Linked DNA regions of Homo sapiens: region 2 is linked to region 1. The links are chromatin contacts, found by Hi-C or POLR2A ChIA-PET in ENCODE. All regions are on one chromosome and are shown on one strand. Each heading gives the region's core, a stretch centred on a gene start or an enhancer-like site at or near the end of the contact. The rest is flanking DNA. Distances are from core to core; before and after follow the strand shown. Region 1 overlaps VMP1 (vacuole membrane protein 1). Region 2 overlaps CLTC (clathrin heavy chain).

Region 1 (7,594 bases), core at 1,597-4,096:
CTGAGCAGGAGGCTCTCTTGAGCCCAGGAGTTGGGATGGAGGCTTAGTGAGCTATAATCACGCCTGTGAATAGCCACTGCATTCCAGCCTGGGTAAAATAGTGAGATCCTGTCTCCGAAACAAACAAACACATTTCCAACAAATGATGCTAGTGGCAATTTTTACACTTTTGTTATTGTTAACTTCTGTTAAAAAAAAAACTCAGGAATGCAAATAAAATTTTTTTTTTTATTTAAAGAAAAAAACACAGACTTGAAACCTACTCAGAGCTCAAAATTGGTTTCATGGGAACAATATTTTCCCATGCTTACATACCTAGAATCTGTTAAACAGACCTAAGACAAACTTCTTGGCAAGCTTAAATATTGTAAAAAAAAAAAAAAAAAAAATCCATTCAAAATAACATTTGGGCAAAATTCTGCCAAGAGCCCTTGCCAAATTGCAAACAAAATCTATTATTTTTCTATGGTTTTTAATATATATGTTACTCTGCTTCTGGAAATCACTTATGTGACAAGAAATCTGTATTTTAGGCTGGGTGTGATGGGTCATGCTTGTAATCCCAGCACTTTGGGAGACTGAGGCAGGAGGACTTGAGGCCAAGAGTTTGAGATCAGCCTGGGCAACATAGTGAGAACCCTGTCTCTACAAAAGTTTAAAAAAGTAGCTGGGTGTGATGGCAAGTGCCTGTAGTCCTAGCTATTCAAGAGGCTGAGATGGGAGGATCCTGTGAGCCTAGGAGTTCAAGGTTAAAGTAAGCTAGGATTGAACCACTGCACTCCACCCTTGGTGAAAGAGCAAGACCCTGTCTCTCTCTCAATAAATCAATAGATTAGATAGATAGATAATAAATAAGTAAGATCTGAAATCTGGCCAGGCAGGATAGGGTGGCTCATGCCAGTAATCCGAGCACTTTGGGAGGCTGAGGTGGGAGGACTGCTTGAGTCTAAGAGTTCAAGATCAGCTTGGGCAACACAGTAAGACTCCTGTCTCTACACCCACACAGAAAATTAACCAGGTGTGGTGCACACCTGTAGTCCTAGTTACTCAAGAGGCTGAGTGGGGAGGACTGCTTGAGCCCTCCTAGGAGGTTGAGGCTGTAGTGATCTAAAATCACACCACTACACTCCAGCCTGGGCTACAGAGGGAGAACCTGTTTCTTAAAACACCAACAAAAAAGATTGATTCACCTTGTTTAGCCCTATTTACAGAGTGTATACTTAAAGTCTAAGCAGTTGAAGTCTCTAAGCCTAAGAATATTTTACCAGCATTAATAAAGTAAATTTTTTATTTAATATAGGCTCTGCTCCTTTCTCAAATACTTTTTTGAGGATCTCAGCATTAATGTGAGCATATAGGTTATATTTACCCTCCTGAAAAACATTCTGACATAAATTCTAGTAAGGAGGCGATAGCCTCTTTACAAAGAGTAATAAGCCTTTTGTCTTAGAAAAAAGTCTGGGCACAACAGTTTTTTACCTTTATTTCATTGTTTGTGCTGGGTTAGTATTCCCTCTGATGATTAATCACAAAGTCTAAAGAATCTCAGGGTGTCATAAGTCAGATCCCTGAAAGCTTATAAATGAAAAAAAAAATTTTTCAGGAGAAGATTCAGGTCAGGGTACTTATAAAAAGAAAAGAGTGCTCAGCTTGGTGGCTCACTGTAATCCCAGCACTTTGGGAGGCCAAGGTGGGAGGATCACTTGAGCCTATGAGTTCAAGACCAGCCTGGGCAATATAGTGAGACCTCCTCTCTACAAAAAATTTAAAAATTGGCTGAGCATGCTGGCATGCGACAGGAGGTGGGAGGATCACTTGGGCCTGGGAGGCAGATGTTGCTCCAGCCTGGGCAACAGAGCTAGCCCCTGTCCCCGCCCCCACCAAATCTGGATAGCCCAACTTCAGGAGACTGAAAACCTGTGCCCAGAGTTATAAAATTTAATTATGTTCTAAATGAATATCAGGATCTTTAGAATTTTCTTGATTGAATGAGGACCACTGTATGTAAATCAATACATCAAATTTATCCTCTGACCCCAGAGAGTTCTATCAATTGAGATTTGGCCCAGGAGCACAGGAGTAGACTCCTATATAGAAAATGATCCTGTTCTAACTGAAGCCAACAACCGCCTCTTCTGCTGAAGAGACTGAATTTTACATTTAAGGCAATAGTAGGATACACTTTCAGGAATGAAATTAAAGCCCTTCCCTATCCTACTCCCATTACAAGCTGATCTGTTATATGTACAAAAGAGGAAAAGAGGGTGTGGGAGAAGATCAGCAACAAGACAGCCTAGCAATTCCCTTTCTCGGTAACAGTCTTGTAAATAATTCTCCATCTTCAGAAATGTGCACATTTTAGTCAAACATTATAGAGTTAAATTTTCCTTCCTACCCCCTAGGCAGTGATCTAAACAGGCTTAACGGCTAGTATTTTAATGAGTTGTCATTTCCTGTCTGATAAAGATTCTCACAGTATTTAACCACCAGTTTCCCTGGGGACCAACCAATACTAGAGCTCTATTCATAGTGACTCAGAATGGACCTCAGACTCTTGCCCTTATTCAAAAATGACAGATTGCCCTCCACATGAAACTGCCTTTCCTAGTAAGGTAGACTGCTCGGAAAAGGGTGGGGGAGTTTATCATGCAATCTTTCTGAAGAAGCCAAAGGCCATCATGCTGACTCATTAATATCTACAGCCTTTCAGCCCTTTATTAATCCAGAATAAGTAAATGAACAGGTGCTAACTGAAAATAAACACATATTTAACCTAGTAAAAAAGGATCTAGTTATCCTGTGTGACTGGAATGAAAGTGTTATTATCTTTACCATTTAACTGAATAGAACACATGAATCTTTTTGTTTTGTTTTGTTTTGTTTTTGGAGACGGAGTCTGGCTCTATCACCCACGATGGAGTGCAGTGGCGCAATCTCGGCTCACTGCAACCTTCACCTCCCGGCTTCAAGCGATTCTCCTGCCTCAACCCCCTGAGTAGCTGGGATTACAGGTAGGCACCACTACACCCTGCTAGTTTTTGTATTTTTAGTAGAGACAGGGTTTCACCATGTTGGTCAGGCTGGTCTCAAACTCCTGACCTTAAGTGATCCGCCTGCCTTGACCTCCCAAAATGCTGGGATTACAGGCATAAGCCTCTGTGCCTGGCTCAGTATATGAATCTTTGAAGCTGATACTATAAGAAAAAACTGGTAACTGATGTATTCTACTTGCTTTGGATCTGAAATGTGGTAGCCCCCTAATCATGTTTCTTTACATCCAGGATCTTGGAATGGCACCCCAACATAAAATAAATTCAGGATGAAAATCACACACTATACTAGAAAATCTAGGGCTTTCTCATATATACAAGTTTGGACTGACAGTCCCTGGCACCTTCTAAAATTCGTTGTGATTTGACCCCAGGATCTGGGATTAAAACATCTTGAATTTCATTCACATCTGTGCCCTTTCAAATGATTAAAACTTCTTTTGTACTTAAGTTAGTCCATTGTACGCAGAGTGGTATTATGAACACATGACACCATGGGTTTCTTTCTGGCTGTGTAGAAGGAAGACCATGCTTTCTCCAGGTGTATTTTATCAGGTACATTGTTTCTACTGCCTTACAGCATATTTTATCACAAAATAATCTGCAATTGCCCTAGCTTTTGGAGATTTAGCATTATTTTCTGTAAGAATCAGATTGGAGGTTAGACTTCCTTATCATTAGCAGCTACTCTTTGAAATAAGCTAACATTAAAGAGAAGCTCTAGAGAACAAAACCTCATTTCAGAAGGCAGACTTGAGCAGCAGGAGAAAAGCAGGCATTTGTGCTGATGAATGTGGCCAGAGCTAAAGGAGTGGTCTATAAGGACTAGGTAAAACTGATTGGTTGCCAAAACAAAACTCTGTTAAAAATCAACTGATTGCATTTATAGAAAATGACAGACTGGTGGCAGCTTTTTTTTTTTTTTTTAAAGAGGTTGTGTCTCTTGCCTCAGCCTCCCAAGTAGCTGGAACTACAGGCGAGTGGCACTGCACCTGGCCCCAGTGGCAGCTTTTTTTTGGGAACAGGATCTTGCTCTGTTGCCCACTCAAGAGTGCAATGGCACAAACACGACTCACTGCAGCCTTGACCTCCCGGGCTCAAGCAATCTTCCTGCCTCAACCTTCCGAGTAGCTGGGGCCACAGTAGCTAATTTTTAAATTTTTTTCAAGAGATGGGGTCTCACCATGTTGTCCAGGCTGGTCTCAAACTTCTGGGCTCAAGCAATCCCGCCTCAGCCTCCCAAAGTTCTAAGATTACAGGTGTGAGTGGGCCTGGTGGCAGCTTTTTATAGTGACAGATCTGCACTGGTTTGAAGACTCACTGAGTTCTAAAACTTAAAAATCAGGCCAGCACAGCGGCTCATGCCTGTAATCCCAGCACTTTGGGAGGCCGAGGCCTCCTGAGGTCAGGAGTTTGAGACCAGCCTGGCCAATATGGTGAAACCCCGACTCTAGTAAAAATACAAAAATTAGCTGGGGGTGGTGGTGCATGCCTGTAGTCTTAGCTGCTTGGGAGGCTGAGGCAGAAGAATTGCTTGAACCCAGGAGGCAGAGGTTGCAGTGAGCTGAGATCACGCCACTGCACTCCAGGCTGGGCGACAGAGCAAGACTTGGTCTCAAAAAACAAACAGACAAACAAAAAAACCAAAAAAGTGATAGTATTGGCAGGACACAGTGGCTCATGCCTGTAATCCCAGCATTTGGGGAGGCTGAGGCAGGAGGATCACTTGAGCACAGGAGTTCAAGATCAGCCTGGGCAACACAGCGAGACCCTGTCTCAAAAAAGAAAAAAAAAGTGACAGTATTGATTGAAATTCAATCTCACTTAAAAAAAAGTTATGATCTCTGTCCTCAAGGAACTCTATCTAGAAGGATGCTGGGAGAGGGGAAAAAATGCACTTAAATGTACACTACAGAAACCAGTAGGTTTTTCATTGAAAGTAACCACAGTAGTAACTAGCTACAGCTGCACACAGGTGGATGCACGTGTGCACAGGAGAATAGACAGAATTCATGCTGCATCCCTACCAAATTCACACAGCAGCTGTTTGAAACTGGTGCTCTAGTCTAAATTTCCAACTTCCAGCAAATGACTTCACTGGCTTCCAGAGTGCTCCCTCAGGAGTGTCCCCCTTCTCTGCCTCAAAACATCTTGGAGTCTTCACTCCAGTTTTCAAGAAAGAACTGGTTCATGAGGATAATCAATCCACTCCAGAATTGATCCTATCTCAATCATCTCTTATCATTTATATGAATTTAACTTCTCTGTAATAGTACCTAACAGGTTTTGTTATGGATATGAAATGAATATTTATGTAAAGCATCTGGCACAGTGGGTGCTTACTGAATGTTAATTTCCTTCCCACATCCTTCCCTTTCTTCATTTATATTTTCTATCTCTAGCATTTTACTAGAGTTTTTCCCTCAGCCTAAAATACACACTGGTCCCTCCTATTTAATGAATGAATTAATTCATCTGGTCAACAAATATTTACAAAACAATTAAAATGTGTCAGACATGACTTTCGCTTGACCTTTCCTCTAGCCCACAATTCCATGTAATCCAATATATTTGGGTTTTAATTTTCATCATGCTACTAAAATGCTCCATTAAATGGTCAACGGTAACTTCCAAATACAATGTACCCATTTCTCATCTAACAGTCTAACTCCAGAACTCCTGTTTTAACCTTTATGTGGTCTCCCAATATCCATAACAAACATATAGAAAGGTTAACTGTCAAAAGAGAAGGATATATAAACTACCACGGACAAGAAGAGAAAGGGGTTTTCCCAAGCTGCAGAAAGAGGTTATGTTAGACTGTATAACTGAGTCTCGGCAGCTGGGGTTTAAACCCTGTGTTAAGCCTTAAATTCTATCCTTTCATCAGATAATACAAATGCTGGGGTTCCACACTTCCATAACTTTTTCTGATTATTTTCAATGATCAAAGTCAAAGAGAATCAAATACATGGACCATTTTATCCTCTAAAATGAAAGGACAGATTTTCTTTCTGTAGAAGAAAAAGTCCAGGCCCACGTAGCTCATTCTGACCACTTTCCATAGAGTGAGGGATAAGAAACAACATTCGGATTCAAGCACTTTATTACTCACTGGTTAAAATGATCTCTCTTGCCACAGGCAAGCCTGACTCTGAGGTCAAGCATCAAGTTAGCTCAGAAATAGGAGACAGCAAAGAAGAGCATGGAACATTCTGTATCTGGTAAAAAGTCCCTGTTCCAGCCAACACCATCCCCCAGCCCTCAAGTTCAATGATTGAGTTATGGAAACTTTTCTTGTGTGGTAAAACTGGGGACTTTGTCTTCCAATAAGACCCTGGCAACATGACAATGAGCCAATGTTCTGCATATGGTTTGCTGCGAGTCATATGCTTAATGTTATTTTCTGGGAATTCACATCCCCTATTTGGTGAGAATATGGGAACATGTCATTTTAATCATAACTTTAAAAGTTAGATTTGGTTATGCTCTTTAAGAAATATGCACAGGTCTCTCCCACTGGAGAAAGTCTAAAATTAAATAAAAATTAGTATTAAATCGTAATTAAAAAAACAAAAAGGGCTGGGCACGGTGGCTTATGCCTGTAATCCCAGCACTTTGGGATGCCAAGGCGGGTGGATCATGAGGTCAGGAGTTTGAGACCAGCCTAGCCAACATCGTGAAATCCTGTCTCTACTAAAGACACAAAAATTAGCCAGGCATGGTGGCAGGTGCCTGTAATCCCAGCTACTCGGGAGAATCGCTTGAACACAGGAGGCAGAGGTTGCAGTGGGTCGAGATTGCACCACAGCGCTCCAGCCTGGGCAATAGAACAAAACTCTGTCTCAAAAAAAAAAAAAAAAAAAAAAAAAAATCACAACTAACATAATGCCTTTTGAGCTAGAAGTTCCCTAGTTCTTTGGTTCTATCACCTGACTTTGGGTCTCGCCATGTTCGAGACCAGGCTGGACTCAAATTCCTGAGAATTCAACCAATCCATCTGCCTCGGCCTCCCAAAGTGCTGGGATTACAGGCGTGAGCCACCATGCCTAGCCAATTTTTTTTTTTTTTTTTTTTTTGAGACGGAGTCTTGCTCTGTCACCCAGGCTGGAGTGCAGTGGCGCAATCTCGGCTCACTACAATTTCCACCTCCTGGGTTCAAGAGATTCTCCCACCTCAGCCTCTTGAGTAGCTGGGACTACAGGCACCCATCACCACGCTTGGCTAATTTTTGTATTTTTAGTAGAGATGGGGTTTCACCATGTTGGCCAGGCTGGTCTTGAACTCCTGACCTCAGGTGATCCGCCCACCTCGGCCTCCCAAAGTGCTGGGATTACAGGCGTGGGCCACTGCGCCTGGTCCTTTTTTTTTTTTTTTTTTAGAAGGAGTCTCCCTCTGTCACTGAGGCTGGAGTGCACTGGCACGATCTTGGCTCACTGCATTCTCCACCTCCCGGGTTCAAGTGATTCTCCTGTCTCAGCCTCCCGAGTAGCTGGGATTATAGACGCCCACCCCCACGCCCGGCTAATTTTTTGTATTTTTAG
Region 2 (7,594 bases), core at 504-3,003, 190 kb after region 1:
TAATTGAGTTTCTTGATTTATTTTAAGACCTTGGAACTATTGGACCAGTCCTCTCTCACCCCCCTTAACATGTAGCAGTTATTTGTTCACGCTTCAAGAAGCTGAAAAATTAAGTTACAAGCATAAAAAGATCTAAAATGTCACAGAATTCTTGATCTAAATAAAGGAACTTGAATAGCAAGAGCAAACAAGTTCTAATTCTGTGCAAAAAGTGCCAAAACAAAGATATGTAAGAGGGATCTTGTCAAAGGCTACACAGCTAAAGCAATGTGTTCAAAGGAGGCAGGCGAGAGAATTCTCAACAGAAAGAGCATGTGGTAAAGCACAGAGACGTAAAAGTGTGGTTGGCTAAGGGAACTACAAGTACTTTTGTAACACTATAGGATTGAGGGAGTACACAATTAAGGTTAGAGAAATGAGCAAGGGCCAGACCAACAAGCTAAACATACCTCAGTAAGAATCCTGAGTTTATTCTACAGGCGAAGGGAGCTACTTAAGGATTTTAACAAGGAAAATAATGGAATTAGATTTGCTTTGTGTACTCAGAAAATACTAAAGTATCTGCTAAACAAATATAGTGGATCTAAAGATGGTAGGTCTTTGCAAACCAATTAAGTATGTAAGAACAAAAGTCACTTGTTACTAGGAAGAAATCTCTACCATAGTGGGTTATTAATACTCTGGGTGACTAACTATGTTGTAACAGATTAAGTCCTACTAAAAGAAGCTACATGGAGGCTTTATTTTATTAGCCTTGGCCAGACTAGTTTTATCCCCCTTTCCTCCAAAGGTAATATAATAAATTCGCATGGTACAAAATACACACACACACACACACACACACACACACACACACCCCAGAAAAGAAAAAGCATGGAAAAAAAAAAATCAAGTCTTTCTGTCACCCTTGTCCTCTAGCAATACAGTTTTCCTCCACAAACACCACCACTGTCACTATTATCTTATGGACTAAACCAGCCAAGTTAACTGTATTTTATTTAAATTCTCTTCTGAAACTCTTCTGCTAATAGTGCTTAAACATAACCAGGCCAGGCTCTGAATAAGATATAACATAAGACTACAAGGCTACATTTTACTTTCTCTTCACTCTTCTATCTCAATTACTACTGGTATTAAGTTATTAATGTTATAACTCAGTTATAAAGTGTAGTTACAGTAACTCAGTCACTGAATATAGGGGCAAGAAGTCAAACAACTCTCTAACCATTAATACAAACATCGTAATAAAGTAGATTAACCTGCTTTACAAGCTCAAGTATATGCTGTAATGCAAGGCAAATACACTAGCTTTAAAGTATGTAACTTATAATGTATTTAGTTATAGTAAAGCCTTATAAACCATTAATTTTAACTTCTTCCTGACTTTAACTTTTCTTTTGAGACAGGATCTCACATCTATTTTTCTGAGTAGAGGGTCCTTAGACTCCTTAAGTTTAATTGATAATTATCCTTTCCGATAATTGGAGAAAACATTCCAGTGGGCTCATAAAGTTCATAGAGCTATATACCTAAAAGCAGTAAGTTATGCTGTAAGAATCCTAAGCTACCCTGTAAGAATTCTATGTTTCTAAGTCTCTACCAAGCCTTCATCTAAGGCACTGAGTTTCACCTGTCACAGCTTAAGTCCCACAGTGTTTGAGGAAGTCGGAGTAAAAATAGTGTTAGTCAAATAGTGAAATTAAATTCAAAACCACAAAAGGAAGCAAACCACAGACACTACTAACTGAACCCCAAGTGATTCTAACAGATTCCTTCCTACTTCTCAACTTCAGAGGCAGGTGGAAGATGACTTTAAGAAAACACTATCAGAAAACAATGAGGAGGAAAAAGGAAAGTCAAAAACCTGTGTTTCCAATTCCTTGTTAGATCCCCAGAAAAAAAGCAGTAAGAAAAACACGCTGCATCAGTTAGCAATGACCTTCAGCCTCAGGGTATTTTACTTGTAAAAAAAAAAAAAAAAAAAAAAAACAACAAAGATTTGGCCTGGCACCTTGGTTCACACCTATAATCCCAGCACTTTGGGAGGCTGAGATGAGAGGATCACTTGAGCCCAGGAGTTTGATACCAGCCTGGGCAACATAATGAGACCCCATCTCTGCAAAAACTTTAAAAAATAAGGTAAATAAAAGATCTGGCTTTAAAGTGACAGAACTGCCTGCAACCCTAATCTATGTAATCCTTATATTACTTTCTCATTAAACATATGCTACCAAGAGAGCTATGCATATATATCTTTGATCTCCTTCAGGAATGTATTGGTACTAATCAAAATAGTCCATGTGGAATAGATATACTTTATTTAAAAAATGCAAAATTAAACAGGAGGCAAGTGACAAACTCTTTTTTTTTTTTTTTTTTTTTTTTGAGATGGAGTCTTGCTCTGTCGCCAGCCAGGCTGGAGTACAGTGGCTCGATCTCAGCTCACTACAACCTCTGCCTCCTAGGTTCAAGTGATTCTCCTGCCTCAGCCTCCCGAGTAGCTGGGACTACAGGAGTGCGCCAACATGCCCGGCTAATTTTTTGTATTTTAGTAGAAATGGAGTTTCACCATGTTGGCCAGGATGGTCTCGATCTCCTGACCTCATGGTCCACCTGCCTCAGCCTCAGTCTAGACAAGTCAGTCAGCCTCAGTCTAGACAAGAACAGAAAAGTAGCCTGTAACCTGTAATTCCTTCTTTTCCTCTCTCCCTCAGCCTCTACTAGTGAATGTAGTGTTATTCTACTACGAATGCAGTTATTAGAACAACAGTGATATGGGTTACTTCCCTAGGATTTATGTCCCAGTTTGAGTTAAAACACCAGCAAACATGAACATAATTCTGAAGTTGCAAGTTTTTTGTTTTTTTTTTTGAAACCGAGTCTCGCTCTGTCACCAGGCTGGAATGCAGTGGCATGATCTCGGCTTACTGCAACCTCTACCTCCCCAGTTCAAGCAATTCTCCTGCCTCAGCCTCCCAAGTAGCTGGGACTACAGGCGTGCACCACCACGTCCAGCTAATTTTTGTATTTTTAGTACAGATGGGGTTTGACCACGTTGGCCAGAATGGTCTCGATCTCTTGACCTCATGTTCCGTCCGCCTTGGCCTCCCAAAGTGCTGGGAATACAGGCATGAGCCACGGCGTCCAGCCGTGTCAAATTCTTAATAATGGCACATGTTTAAACATATTAAAAAAGCACACTTAAGTGGTGGTCATTTACACAACTGAACAGGACCCTGCTCCTTCCTATATAGCCTTCCTAATTGTGAGGAAAAAAAGACAGGAACTTCGGCTGGGCGTGGTGGCTCATGCCTGTAATCCCAGCACTTTGGGAGGCCAAGGGGGCGTGGATCACGAGGTCAGGAGATCGAGATCATCCTGGCTAACACAGTGAAACCCCGTTTCTACTAAAAATACAAAATATTAGCCGGGCCCATGGTGGCACACGCCTGTAGTCCCAGCTACTCCAGAGGCTGAGGCAGGAGAATCGCTTGTACCCGGGAGGCGGAGGTTGCAGTGAGCCAAGACCGCCCTACTGCACTCCAGCCTGAGTGACAGAGCAAGACTTTGGCAAAAAAAAAAAAAAGAACTTCAAGTGACCGTATTGGCTAAGAGAAGGTTAAATTTGCTTCCACCTCTTCAAATAAGGTAGGTAAGATTGTTTTCCTTACTGATGTTCCTTTTGAGTGAGAATGTCTAGAACACTCAGCAATTCTTCCCATATTTTCCTGTTATATACTCAAAAGAGAAATATGCCAAAGCACACAATAATAGGACAAGTCACTCTTATTAACTGCAAGTCTGGTTTAGGTATACCCTTACAGTAGGAGCATGTAACAGGGTGGCCAAACTATATAACTATGTCTAGTAATATCAATATAGATTAAAACTTTTAAAATGCAACATATTTTTAAACAGGTTTTATTTTCAAAACAGCACATAGTAACCATAAAGTATTCTCAGTCAGTTATAAAGGTGTGATGGCATATAAGCTATACCACAGAAACTGAATTGTATTTTTATTCTTTATTTATTGAGACAGGGTCTTGCCCTGTTGCCCAGGCTGGAGTGCAGTGGTACCACTGCAGCCTCGACCTCCCAGGCTCAAGTGATCTTCCTACCTCAGCCTCCTCAGTACCTGAGACTACAGGCGCCACCATGCCTGGCTAATTTTTTTTTTTTTTTAAGAGACAGGTTCTCCCTATGTTACCCAGGCTGGTCTCGAACTCCTGGGCTCAAGTAATCCTCCCAGCTCGACCTCCCAGTGTTGGGATTACAGGTATGAACCACTGTACCCAGCCATAAACTGAATTATACACTATGGAACTAAGCATGGATAAAGTCAAAGGACATATACAACATTCTCTATAAACTTGCAGGTATTTTCAGAGGACATATCTGAAATACATGTAATATATCTGGATACATGTATCCAAACTACAGCTACATTTTATTATCCTCTCAATCTGCAAAATGCCATTAGTGTTGAAGCTGGAGATATCCTATTTTAACATATGCTTGGAAATTCCTATGATAAAGTTTTTTTTAACTTAAAAGAATTTTTATTTTGCTGTTATAAGAATATGGAGTCAATAAACTGGGTCCAAAAAAAGGGGCTTGTTTTTTTGAATAGTTATCACGTGCATACAGTAAAGCACTAAAATCTTACAAAAGGTTATACTATGAAAAGTCACCCACCCCGTCTTTCCAGTAATACCCTTCTCCCCTAAGCAATTAGAGATACTTTTGCATTTCAGAGTTATCCTGTAGCATATGAAAGTATGTATTTCCTCCGCCCTTTTCCAACAGAATGGCACAAGACACAAAAGTATACAAATAAACTGCTTCCTTGTTTTTACAGAAAAGCACCCAAACTTTGTAACTCATTTGGTTTCCAGATTCGATTTTGGTCTGCAAGTGGCACTACTTTAGGACTTGACACCTAAACCTGGATCTAAAAAGGCAATTAAACAAATTTATTCCCTATTTATTCTTTAAAACTCTGAAGTACCCTGGAGTTACATGTTACAAATGATTTTAAAATGCATCTCCTTCCTTCTCCATTCCAACTTCTATTAACAGGGGGAGGTGGGGAGTAAAAGGTAGGATTCTGTTTTTATAATGAGAAAATAGTACTTCGGCTTCCCCATAATCTAGAGCAGGGATCCCGAACCACAGGCCGCAGACCAGTATTCCGTTAGCAACTGGGCCACACAGAAGAAGGTGAGCAGCCAATGAGCAGTCATCACCGCCTGAGCTCTACCTCCTGTCATTTCAGCCACGGCATTAGATTCTCATAGGCACGCGAACCCTATTGTGAACTGTGCAAGCGAGGGATCTAGGTTGCTCACTCCTTATGAGAATCTAACGAATGCCTTGTGATCTGAGGTGAAACAATTTCATCTGAGACCATCCCACCCCCACTCCCACCCCCAACCGGTGGAAAAATTTTCTTCCACAAAACTGGTCCCTGGTGCCGCCAAAAAGGTTGTGGACCACTGATCTAGAGAACACAGGCTGTGTTTATGTTTTCTCATATGAAACATTTGAGATGACAGTATCTATCTCAGAGGTGTGAAGATTTAATGTGAATGCAAAGAACAATGCCTGACATCTAACAGCTCAACAGATATTGCCTTCTGTTTTTTTTTAAGAGACAGGGTCTTGCTCTGTCACCCAAGCTGGAGTGCAAGAGATAGGGTCTTGCTCTGTCACCCAAGCTGGAGTGCAGTGATGTGATCACAGCTCACTGTATCCTTAAACTCCTGGGATCAAGCAACCCAGAGCTCACTGATATTAACTATTAATACATACAACATATCAGTACTTTAAGCCAGCTCAAGGTTAGCTTTTTTGCATTTGCATTTTATTATCTGCTTAATTCAGCTGTCCATAGGTTGGCTGAAACTCTGGGTGTGAATTTCTTTCAACTACTGATACTAGATTAGTGGTCTCTGGGTGCTTAACTGCCTCAGACACTATGAAATGCCTTTTTTTTTTTAAAGTTTGTTTTTGTTGGGGAAGTGAGGAGAAAAGGAAATTACACTTTAGGACTTCCAATTCTTTTTTTTCTCATACAGGGTCTTGCTCTGTGGCCCAGGGTGGAATTCAGTGGCACAATCATGGGTCACTGCAGCTTCAACCTCCTGGGCTGCTTAATTCAGCTGTCCATAGGTTGGCTGAAACTCTGGGTGTGAATTTCTTTTAACTACTGATAATAGATTAGCCTTCCAAATAGATGGTACCACCCATACGCCACCATGCCCAGCTAATTTTTTTTTTTTTTTTTTGTAGAGATAGGCAGCACTTTGTTTCCCAGTCTGGTCTCCAACTCCTGGGCTTAAGGGATCCTCCCACCTCAGCCTCCCAAAGTGCTGGGATTACAGGCATGAGTCACTGTACCCGGCTAAAAAAAAAATTTTTTTTTTTTTTTTAAGAAACTTCAGGCTGGGCACGGTGGCTCATGCCTGTAATCCCAGCACTTTGGGAGGCCGAGGCGGGCGGATCATGAGGTCAGGAGATTGAGACTATCCTGGCTAACACAGTGAAACCCCGTCTCTACTAAAAATACAAAAAATTAGCCAGGTGTGGTGACGGGCACCTGTAGTCCCAGCTACTCGGGAGGCTGAGGCAGGAGAATGGCGTGAACCCAGGAGGCGGAGCTTGCAGTGAGCCGAGATTGTGCCACTGCACTCCAGCCTGGGCGACAGAGCAAGACTCCGTCTCAAAAAAAAGAAAAGAAACTTCAGAGACATAACTGAAAGCAGTATGAGCTTTCTTGGATTCTGATTTAAACCAAACAACATTTAGGGACAATGAGGAAAATATGAATATGGACTGGTTTTCTGATATTGTTCTTAAATATCAGGGAGCTATAAATAATATTATGATTATAAGAAAATGTCCTGGCCAGGTACGGTGGCTCATTCCTGTAATTCCAGCACTTTGGGAGGCTAAGGTGGGTGGATTACCTGAGGTCAAGAGTTCAAGACCAGCCTGGCCAACATGGCAAAACCCCATCTCTACTAAAAATACAAAAAAAAAAAAAAAAAAAAAGAATTAGCCGGGCATGGTGGTGGGCACCTGTAATCCCAGCTACTCGGGAGACTGAGGCAGGAGAATCGCTTGAACCCGGGAGGCAGAGGCTGCAGTGAGCCAAGATCGTGCCATTGCACTCCAGCCTGGGCAACAAGAGTGAAACTCCATCTCAAAAAGAAAAAGAAAGAAAATGTCCTTATTTTCTAAAGATGCAAGCTGAAGTGTTTACAGGTAAAATATGATAGCCTGACTTTATTTAAAATGTTTAAGCAAAAGAAACAAATACAAGCAAATACAAGACTGGGTATGGTGGTTCACACCTGTAATCCCAGTGCTTTGGAGGTTGAGATGGGAGGATAGCTTGAGGCCAGGAGTTCGGTTCAAGACCAGCCTGGGCAACAAGGGAAGCAGAGGTTGCAGTGAGCTGAGATCGCGCCACCGCACTCCAGCCTGGGCGACAGAGCAAGACTCTGTCTCCAAAAAAATAAAAAATAAAAATAAAAAACACATCAGCAATGAGACTCAGAAATCTACGTTGAATGCTCATCAGTTTTTA

What was found. A loop is a pair of places that touch in the nucleus more often than their neighbours do. ChIA-PET counts read pairs that join two places held with the same protein, here RNA polymerase II (POLR2A). Pooled maps may share reads with other maps.
Region 2: a pooled map shows a loop between it and region 1 (2.9-fold over the local background). The contact joins two enhancer-like sites. A Hi-C loop is called at or near these places in 1 of 50 pooled maps. POLR2A ChIA-PET finds 5 or more read pairs at or near these places in 6 of 52 experiments (AG04450, CD4-positive, alpha-beta T cell, OCI-LY7 and 3 more).

What each region holds. Positions count from the first base shown.
Region 1 is chr17:59,824,408-59,832,001 of GRCh38, reverse strand. All of the region lies in intron 10 of VMP1 (vacuole membrane protein 1), which reads right to left. Among named protein-coding and RNA genes, the nearest start is that of MIR21, 13 kb to the left of the region's middle. RefSeq lists an enhancer at 2,034-2,223. Within about 2 kb of position 2,846, at least 23 of the 41 ENCODE cell types and tissues checked have a DNase peak (open chromatin) inside an H3K27ac peak, as active enhancers do; they include OCI-LY7, where a contact is called at or near this core.
Region 2 is chr17:59,636,395-59,643,988 of GRCh38, reverse strand. The region is part of intron 1 of CLTC (clathrin heavy chain); the gene reads right to left. Among named protein-coding and RNA genes, the nearest start is that of CLTC, 20 kb to the right of the region's middle. RefSeq lists a silencer at 1,648-1,727. Within about 2 kb of position 1,753, at least 6 of the 41 ENCODE cell types and tissues checked have a DNase peak (open chromatin) inside an H3K27ac peak, as active enhancers do; they include OCI-LY7, where a contact is called at or near this core.